Linked DNA regions of Homo sapiens: region 2 is linked to region 1. A link is a loop called in an ENCODE intact Hi-C map of the cell type or tissue named here. Cell type or tissue: heart left ventricle. All regions are shown on one strand. Links, peaks and the distances in the headings refer to the core of each region. The heading gives the core; the rest is flanking DNA.

What was found. Hi-C counts contacts between places; a loop is a spot of excess contacts. Peaks named below come from ENCODE experiments on the same cell type or tissue, not always from the same donor. Only the 100,000 strongest peaks of a DNase experiment are listed, where the experiment ranks them.
Region 2: it touches region 1 in a loop (2.0-fold over the local background); 2 of 110 quality-filtered maps call a loop at or near these places.

Annotation. Positions count from the first base shown.
Region 1 is chr2:30,583,012-30,587,407 of GRCh38, forward strand. All of the region lies in intron 5 of LCLAT1 (lysocardiolipin acyltransferase 1), which reads left to right. Among named protein-coding and RNA genes, the nearest start is that of LCLAT1, 140 kb to the left of the region's middle. In heart left ventricle, for the core only: no CTCF peak of the experiment used is centred there; no DNase peak of the experiment used is centred there; H3K27ac peaks cover 2,380 bases.
Region 2 is chr2:30,406,638-30,411,033 of GRCh38, forward strand. No RefSeq gene overlaps it. Among named protein-coding and RNA genes, the nearest start is that of LCLAT1, 38 kb to the right of the region's middle. RefSeq lists an enhancer at 3,547-4,396. In heart left ventricle, for the core only: a CTCF peak has its summit at 2,667; a DNase peak (open chromatin) is centred at 1,494; H3K27ac peaks cover 3,684 bases.

The DNA.
Region 1 (4,396 bases), core at 197-4,196:
CATTTTTCTGCACTATAAACCAGTTCATTTTATTTTATACTCTAATTAGCTCTTTATTTAAAGTGTTTTTATTTAAAGTGTTGGCACACAAGTTTAAGATAAGCTAAATTAGCCAACACATATAACTAGCTATTGGGTATTAATCAAAAGGATGATAGTATGGCTTACTGTTAAAATAAAACTCAGTATTTAGATCTTAATTTGCAATTTGAGGAGCTAAACCAGAAGTTTCTCAGATGCATCTATTGCCTCTTTTGCTATCTTGGGAATAGAGATAGGTAGCAATTACAAGTCAAATTTCATTTCTGTAAACTTTAAGATCATGGGTTTCGTTGTTTCATTAAAGTGCCATCCAAAAATAGTGTTCTACATCACCACAATAGCAGTGTTGTCCTCTGGCTGCCATTGTCCTTACCCAAGGCCTAAAAAGCACATACTTGATTTTTTTTTCTGTTTCAGTATTTTAGTCCATCCACTTGTAAACAGATTTCCCACCACAACCCCCAATGCAGTTTCTGTCTGGCAAGATAATGCTGAAACATCATACTCTCACCTTGGGGAAGGGTGGTTGGAAAAGATAAAACCCTTAGCTTCCAGGTCCATCTGCTGAAATTGTCCGAATTTGGCCAGTGTATTATATTAAGTGATAGCAAATGGAGAGAAAAGAAGAAAATGAATCTTGACGAGTGAGCTGCCATCATTTCTGTGGCAGTCTTTACCAATACTGTTAAATTTCTACCCATTGGATTTTTCAGGCTTCTAATTATTGGTATGTATATTATATGTGGTGTTTGTGTAGCCACTCAGGATTTTAAATTTGCTTTGGTTTGGTTTTTTTCATGTTGAATTAGGTGGGAATGTTTGAAATAAACAAGAAGATAAGGGAAGGGCTCTTTTCTTTCCTTTTAAGTTCCAGGATACATATGCAGAACGTGCAGGTTTGTTACTTAGGGATACGTGTGCCAAAGTGGTTTGCCGCACCTGTTGACCCTTCCTCTAACTTCCCTCCCCTCGCCCCCCACCTCTCAGCAGGCCCTGGTGTGTGTTGTTCCCCTCCCTGTGTCCATGTGTTCTCATTGTTCAACTCCCACCTATGAGTGAGAACATGCAGTGTTTGTTTTTATTTCTATTTGTGGCCATCTTCTTGGATCCCGTCAGCCAAACTGGTCTTTTCTTTTTCTGAATCCGTGTAGCAGTTTAACTGTATGTCTATTAAGATTCCTCAGTGTTGTAGTTACATGCGTGAACCTCTCTTCTCTACCCTGTTAGCCTGTTGACTACCCTGTTCTTGCTTCCTTTTTTTACCCGCACTCAATGCATCTAGCCAAAAATAGCTTTGTTGTTGTTGCAGTTGTTCTTAACTGTTCTGGCTGGCTGAATCACATTTAGAATGGCTTTAATAATAAGGAAGGCTTCTTGTTGACTTTAATGAATTCATTCAAGATATAATGTGTATGGTAGGTACAGATGTCACAGTCTTAAAGAGGGTTAAAGAATATCACTGCTTTGTATGGTATAGAGCTTGATGGTGTATGGCCACACTCTGACAATATCCTGGAAGGTTCTCTGGATTTCTTGCTGTAATTCTTTCTAGTTTATTGTCTGTGTATAATTAGACAGTGCTTTCTAAGTAGCAAAACTTGGTTGTAGATACTGATGCAGCTTAGCAAAAAATGTTCTATGATGGCAGTTAGTCCAACTTTTATCTTCTTCAGGGCCATCAGGCCTCTGTAATAATTAGAATCCATAAAAACTGGCTATATTCTAGACTAATATAAAAGTTTTATGTTCTTCAGTGATGTCTCAAGCACATCATAAAGCATCAGTGATCTTTCCAACAATGTTCCTTTGTGCCGGTGATTTGGGTGATCGGAAAAGTTTGCCAGTGGAAGAACCACTTGCTGCCCTGATAAGGAACCAATATTACTATATTTCAAAAAAAAAAAAAAAAAAAAACCCTCTAGGCTTACCTAAAGGACATGAGTAGAGGTAAGGTTTTATATATCAGAGTGATGTTGTAGCCAAGTTACAGTCTCTATGGGGTAAATGAGAAATAATCTTGATCATCACGATGATGGGCTCATTTTTCAAACTACCTCTGTGTTGACCATGCTATCTGCCTTATTGCCTTCATTAAAACATAGCTGTCTCCTGACTCCATGCCTCTTCCTTGTTTCCCTCTCAAGCGCTGTTCATTTTCTCATATCTCACTACCATATAATGTTCTTAATTTACCTCTGATTTATCCATCCTCGGTAAAAAAAAATACCGAGTCAAAAAACATTTTTTTGAGCCTTTTGTCATCTAAATATAGCAACTTTTACCTCTCTCAGAAATCAGTCAACCCTTCACTACATCCTCTGCCTCAGCCTTCATTTCACTGGAGAGGGGAGACTTAGCACCTGGCTCAGTCTTCCATTCCCTCTCTAGTCTAGCCACATTCTTAGGTAAGTTCACCGTCTGCATGATAACTCATGCCAGTTCCATGATCTCCTCATTATTCACACTACTTCATAGTTTGGATCTTGTCTTCAGGAATTGCTCCACCTGTTAAACGTTAAATTGCAACATCTCACTCTCTAGGCTGTTTTTACTCTCATTAAGATCTCTCTTCCCTTAATACCCTTATGCTTTTTCCCTATCCATAATCATCCTTCTGTGTTCATGCTTTTCTCTCTTATCGGTTATACTCTGTGGTCCATTGTTTAAACCAAACTCTTGCTAGTATTTGAACACCTTATCCCTGTTGCTCTTGGGTGGCACACAGTCAGCAGAAGTGCATTCCTGGGTCTTGCCTGCTGCTTGCCTTCTCTATACCTGTACTAGCATTTAGCTCTGCTGGAGAAAATCCCCTAAACCATGCAGATTACTGCCAAATAAACTCTTGGTTGCTGTATTAATTTTCTAGGGCTGCTGTAACAAATTATCATAAACTAGGTTGCTTAAAACAGTAGGAATGGCCGGGCGTGGTGGCTCACGCCTGTAATTTGGGAAGCTGAGGCAGGCAGATCACGAGGTCCGGAGATCGAGACCATCCTGGCTAACACGTGAAACCCCATCTCTACTAAAAAAATACAAAAAAATTAGCCAGACGTGATGGTGGGCACCTGTAGTCCCAGCTACTCCAGAGGCTGAGGCAGGGGAATGGCGTCAACCCGGGAGGCGGAGCTTGCGAAGCCGAGATCGCGCCACTGCACTCCAGCCTGGGTGACAGAGCAAGACTCCGTCTCAAAAAAAAAAAAAAAAAAAAACCCAGTAGGAATTTATTCTCTCACAGTCTGTAAGCTAGAAACCTGAAATCAAGGTATTGGCAGAGCCACGCTCCCTCTGAAGGCTTTGGGGAAGAGTCCTTCCTTGCCTCTTCTTGGTTGCCATCAGTCTTAGGCATTCCTTGATTTATGGCAGCATGACTCCAGTCTTTATATGGCCTCCATCTTTGTATGGCCTTCTGCCCTGTGACTTCCCACTTCTTTTAAGGATACCACTCATGATACTCACCATAATCCACTATAACATCATTGTGACTTAACTAATTATTTAGAAATAGGTTCTTTGCAGATGTAAAGTCACATTCTGGGGTTCCAGTAAACATTAAATTGGGAGACACTCTTCAACACAGTACGGTTGCTGACTTCAATGCTGGCTGACCATTTTTCTGTTTCCCTAGTCAACCATTCCATTCTCTGCAGTAGCAATTTCAAGCCTCCTCTGCCCATCCTCAACATCTTGTCCCTGTGTCTCTTATCTTTAAGCTCTAACTTACCAATCCTTCCTTATTGTCAGCATTTAATATTGTTCAAATGTCTTTAGTCTTTAAAAAGGAAAAAAAGACTTAAAAAAAACCATGCAACTACACGGACACTTTTTATAACCCCCTCACCATGCACCCCTACTCCAAGCTTCTACACTACATCTTTCTTTGCTTCAGATATAAACTTCTTGGAAGAGCTGTTGATGAACTGTCATCACACCCTTATTCCCTAATAACTTCAAAACTTTTTGTGATCAGTCTTCTACCTCTTAGATTCCGCTAAACCTGAACACTCTCAAGTGACCACCTTGTGGTAAATCCCAGACCTTGTCCTTTCTTGCTCTGTCACTAACACTTGATCCTAATGGACACCCCCTTCCTCTAGAAACATTCTCTGCCTTGAGACCAGCTTAGGGAGAACTAGTGAAAAGGACAGAAGTAGAAGACTTCTGAGATCTCTTTTAATTCTAATATTTGATAATTTTCTGAGATTTCAAGAATCTTCTGTTCTCTTTTTTAATAGAACTTCTAGGCAATTTGTGGTTATTTAAACATGGTAGTTTTTTTTTTATGATGTTGAGACTGCGGGACGCAACATCTTTCTCATGCGGTTACTGTAATTTCAAAGGGATTATTTTTGGTAAC
Region 2 (4,396 bases), core at 263-4,262, 180 kb before region 1:
TTGGAGAGCTGGATAATATAGCTTGCAAGCAGCCACTAAGACCTGGTCCGGGGTCCCTACACATTTGAAGACACACAGATGGGAGTGATGATCATGCATGGGTGCTGGTTATATTCTGCCCCAGTCCAACAATGGAACTCTCTTGAAACTGTGAAACATGGATTCCCTAGAGTTCTGATTTATTATGGGTTTACTGCTTAAGCCAAAAGTTTTTGTCACTTTGAGAATAGGTTAAAGGTTAAGAGGATCAATAGGGGGCCCAAAAGGATGTTTAAAACAGGTTCCATTAAACCAAGATCCCATACAAATCCAAGACAAAACCCAGAAATGAGTCTTAGGGATGAGAAGTAAGGCTTCACAGGAGGAGCTGGTTTCTGTCTGAGGGTGATAAGCTGCCAAATCCTTGCTCCAGAGAAGAGAGTCATGGGTTCCCAAGTGGCCTGTGAGTTGGGATAGAGTCAAGGCTGGAGGAAGGGCTTTAAGAAATGATCTTACAGCCAGATATGGTGGGTCACACCTGTAATTCCAGCACTTTGAGAGTTCGTTGCAGGAGGATCGCTTGAGCCCAGGAGCTTGAAACTAGCCTGGGCAACATGGTGAGACCCTGTCTCTAAAAAAAATAAAAATAAAAAAATAAAAAAAAAAAAAAGAAATGATCTTTCCCCAGGCCCAGCATGAGGGCCTTGACTAAATCTCTAGATTCCAGAGACTCCATCCTTTGTTCTTTAAAAAGCTGAGTGACTCTAGTTCTCCCTCCTAGACTCTCTAGATGCTACTTATTTCTGTTCGAACCAAAAAGCACCTATTAAGATCTTCTTCTGAGCCAGGCACGATGACTGGGACGTAGGGGTATGGGAAGGTAAGTTGGTTTGATGCTTGGCTTCACAGAACTTAGAACAAAGTCAAGAGAAGCCCAGCTGCTTCTCTGGAAGGAGAAGCCTCAAAATATGTTGCCCAAAATGCTGAGGCCCACTCCCCCACAAGTCTGATTCCAGATGGTATCAGAGCCGCTCTCAGATGGAAGCAGGGAGTCGTTATCTGGCTGGGTCCCTCCCATTTCCCACTCTGCAGTCATTCATCAAGTGGCTGCCCAGAGCCCAGTGCAGAGCTGAGGCTGGTTCCTGGCCTCGAGAGACATTCCTGGTCTGGATGTCCAGTCAGCTCAGCTTTTCCTAGTGAAGTAGGGGTGGGGTCGTATCTGTGCCACCTGTGCCTCCTCAAGTCCTTAGCATGCCCCCAGGGAAGCACAGGATGCTTCTCTCCATTTCTCTTTGTTTAAAACTTTCCTTAATGTCAGGGGATGGGGGTATTGGATGGACCCCCAGGGGGCTTTAAAAATTGAAAGCCAGTCCCGGCCAGGGCCCCCACCGGATGGTGAGAGAGCACAGGAGGAAGCAAAAGTGCTTGTGTTAACAGAATGTCATTTCCCAACATGATTCAGGCCCCGACGCGAGGCAGGAAAAGGAGAGCAAATGCCTTCCCATTCATCACATCGGACACAGTTATTTTTAGAGTAGCACCAGCTCAGCGCTGGGTTCCAAGGGCCCTGCCGTGGAAGGAGATGAGGCTGGGCTGATACAGTCAGTGAAGAGTGGAAATCTTGCAGGCGTGTGTGTGTGTGTGTGTGTGTGTGTGTGTGTGTGTGTGTGTAGGATAAACAGGAGGGGTGAGCAGGCAGCTTTCCTCCCAAACTGCAGACCCTGAGCCTGGCTCCTTATGTGAGCATGAAGGAAATTGGGTGTGGAAGTAATCATCTGAGGAATTGTTGGGGGAGAAGAAAGGGAGACCCTCTTTGCCTGGAACTGAAGTGGGCCTTTGGCTTAGAAAGGGTCCCCTCACATCCCCACTCTGATCTGACCTGCCTTTTCCCAGGCACTCCCCAGGCTGAGGGCAAAGCAGCCTCATCCTAGACTGGGTAGAACATTGGCTGACTGCAGGGGTTCTTGGCTTCACTATCACAGCCTTACAAACATCTGGCCAGCATGAACGCCTCCCTCCACCCAGATGCTGATGGTGAGCTGGTATCTGAGAAATGGATTCTGCTCCAATCAGCACCTCCATGCCCATTTTCTAGAAGGAGAGTCTTAACTGGACATGGTAAGAGAGTCCCTTTTTGCAAGGGACAGATGAAAGGCTTCCCTTCTTTTTCACCCATTTCTGGTCTTCTCTCCTCTCTCAACCAACTGAAGGAAAAGGAAGACCTGAGGTTGAACCCGGCCCTGAGACAAGATTGGGGTCAGGATGTGGTCCCAGGCTGCCTTTCTTCCTAGGCTGGATTCTTCCTTCTCCTTTCATCTTAAATACACTGCCCTCCTGTTTTCTACCTCTGGAGAGTTCTTGGCTCTATAAAAGATGAATCAACTATCTGGCCTGACCCTAACTAACATAAGCAGTCACAGCCTAGGATGAAACTAAGGCCCTCTTTCTTTCCACAAGGCTTTCTAGATGTGCTTCAAGGTCTATGGAAATGCAGTTTATACTACATGGGTCTTTAAGGGCCTCAGATTTGATTTACTTTCCATTAATAGCTGAACTGTCCCTGAGGTTCTGGCCAGTTTTAAACATTCTTACTGGCAAAGGGGATTAGATAGATGACTTCCTGCACAGTCATTGGATGGATTCCCATAAGCCAAGGCTAGTGGACAGAGCATCCCATAGCAGCAAGTCACTGCTACTGCCTCCACCAGGAAAGCAAAAAAAGCTCATGTGAAGTTTTGATGGGGCTGCCAGCACATTGATAAGAAATCTCCCTGATCCCTGTGTTAGCACCCACAAGGTGGAGAGCTTATCCGCTTTGCACAACAACCCAGGTGAGTAAAGGGATCGCAAAGTAATGAAAGGGGAGGCATCTGGTTCATTTATTTTTACCAATATTTTTTCTTCTGAAGACTTATTACAAAGATGGTCCAGTCATCATTTTAGCAGAAGCAGACAGGTAAGGAGGAAGCAGTATTGTCTGGGAAGCCAGGTGCACCAACCCAGCTTTGCCACTAATCTACATCCCAACTGTGATGTCGAATCAGCCACCCACCTTTCTGGACCACAAAAGGAACGACTTGAACCAAATGAACTTGAAACTCCTTTCCAAAGTACCATAAAACAACAATAACTGGGGAGATGGAGGAGCTGCCTGGAGAAGTTAGTCCTCACACTGCTGCTTGAAGCTAACAGATAGTAGAATAATCCTGGCTGACAGTTACTGATCTCCTAACCAAATGCACATCTCATCATCAGCCGTCACAACAACCCTGAATAGTAGGTATTATTTTCCCATTGTACAGATGAAAGAACTGAGGATCAAAGAGGTTAAACCAACTGCTAAAGGTCAGTAAGTGGCAAAAGCAGGCTTAGGCCTACGTCTTTCTGATGTTTAAGCCCATGTGTTTTCTGTCCTACCATATTACCTCTCAATGGATCAAGGAGAACAATGTCTGTTTGTCTGTGTGTGTGTGTGTGTGTGTGTGTGTGTGTGTGTTTGTTTTTCTTATTATTGAGCATCCTTTTTAAGGTCTGTCCCTTCTCTATACTTCATTTTTCCTTTCCATAACATTATTTATTATTATAAAAGAGCTGCAATTCTACCCACCTTTTGCTGTGCTGGAAGAAAAATGTTGATAAAGTGCCTAGCCCCATATGCCACCAAATCAGAGTCTTTTGCAAGTCACGACCAGATGATCTCATCTGAAAGCTTCTGTGTGTGTTGGGTGCTTGCAGTTGAATAGGATGAGTCAGATGTCAGCCTACTTCTTTTCCAAGCACCTGAAACCCACCAACTTCCTGCTCTTCTTTCCTTTGAAGCTCTGTGTTTCGTTGTGCTTGGGAGTCCCTGGAAGGGCCAGACTGTTTGTCCAGGTTCAACACAAGGCTTGGGGTACAGTAGGTGGAGGTACCAGTATATGTTCCAGTCTCTCTGCTAAATCATTTGTCCCTTTCTCTTTGGCTCACCCTGTTATTTTCAAAACCCATTACCCACTTTGCATTAGGAGTTTCTCAGTCATTTTTTCTTCTTTCCTGTCACTCTCCTTGTATCTCTTTGTCCTTCTCCCTCTGATCTCTGTGCCTTCCCATTCTTTCTTCTGCTTAATGACTGAGTGGCTGACAACTGGGAGTCACACAGTATTATACACACAGCAGATTGAAGTCACCTTCCCATAGACTATGACAATCGTCATGATGCCACAGTACCAGGTGTGGGGGTCCTGGAGGGCTGATAAACAAGACATTCCACTCAGCATGGTATGGAGCAGAAAAAAACTGCATCATCAGGAAATTGACTCACACATAGCAGTTCCTAGACAGAGACCTTGGCCTGCAGTAGGTGACTATGAGAGTTCACATTTCTGCTTTTTCCTCCTCACTGGTACCTGAGTTAATCATGGGGCTTTGGACATAAGGG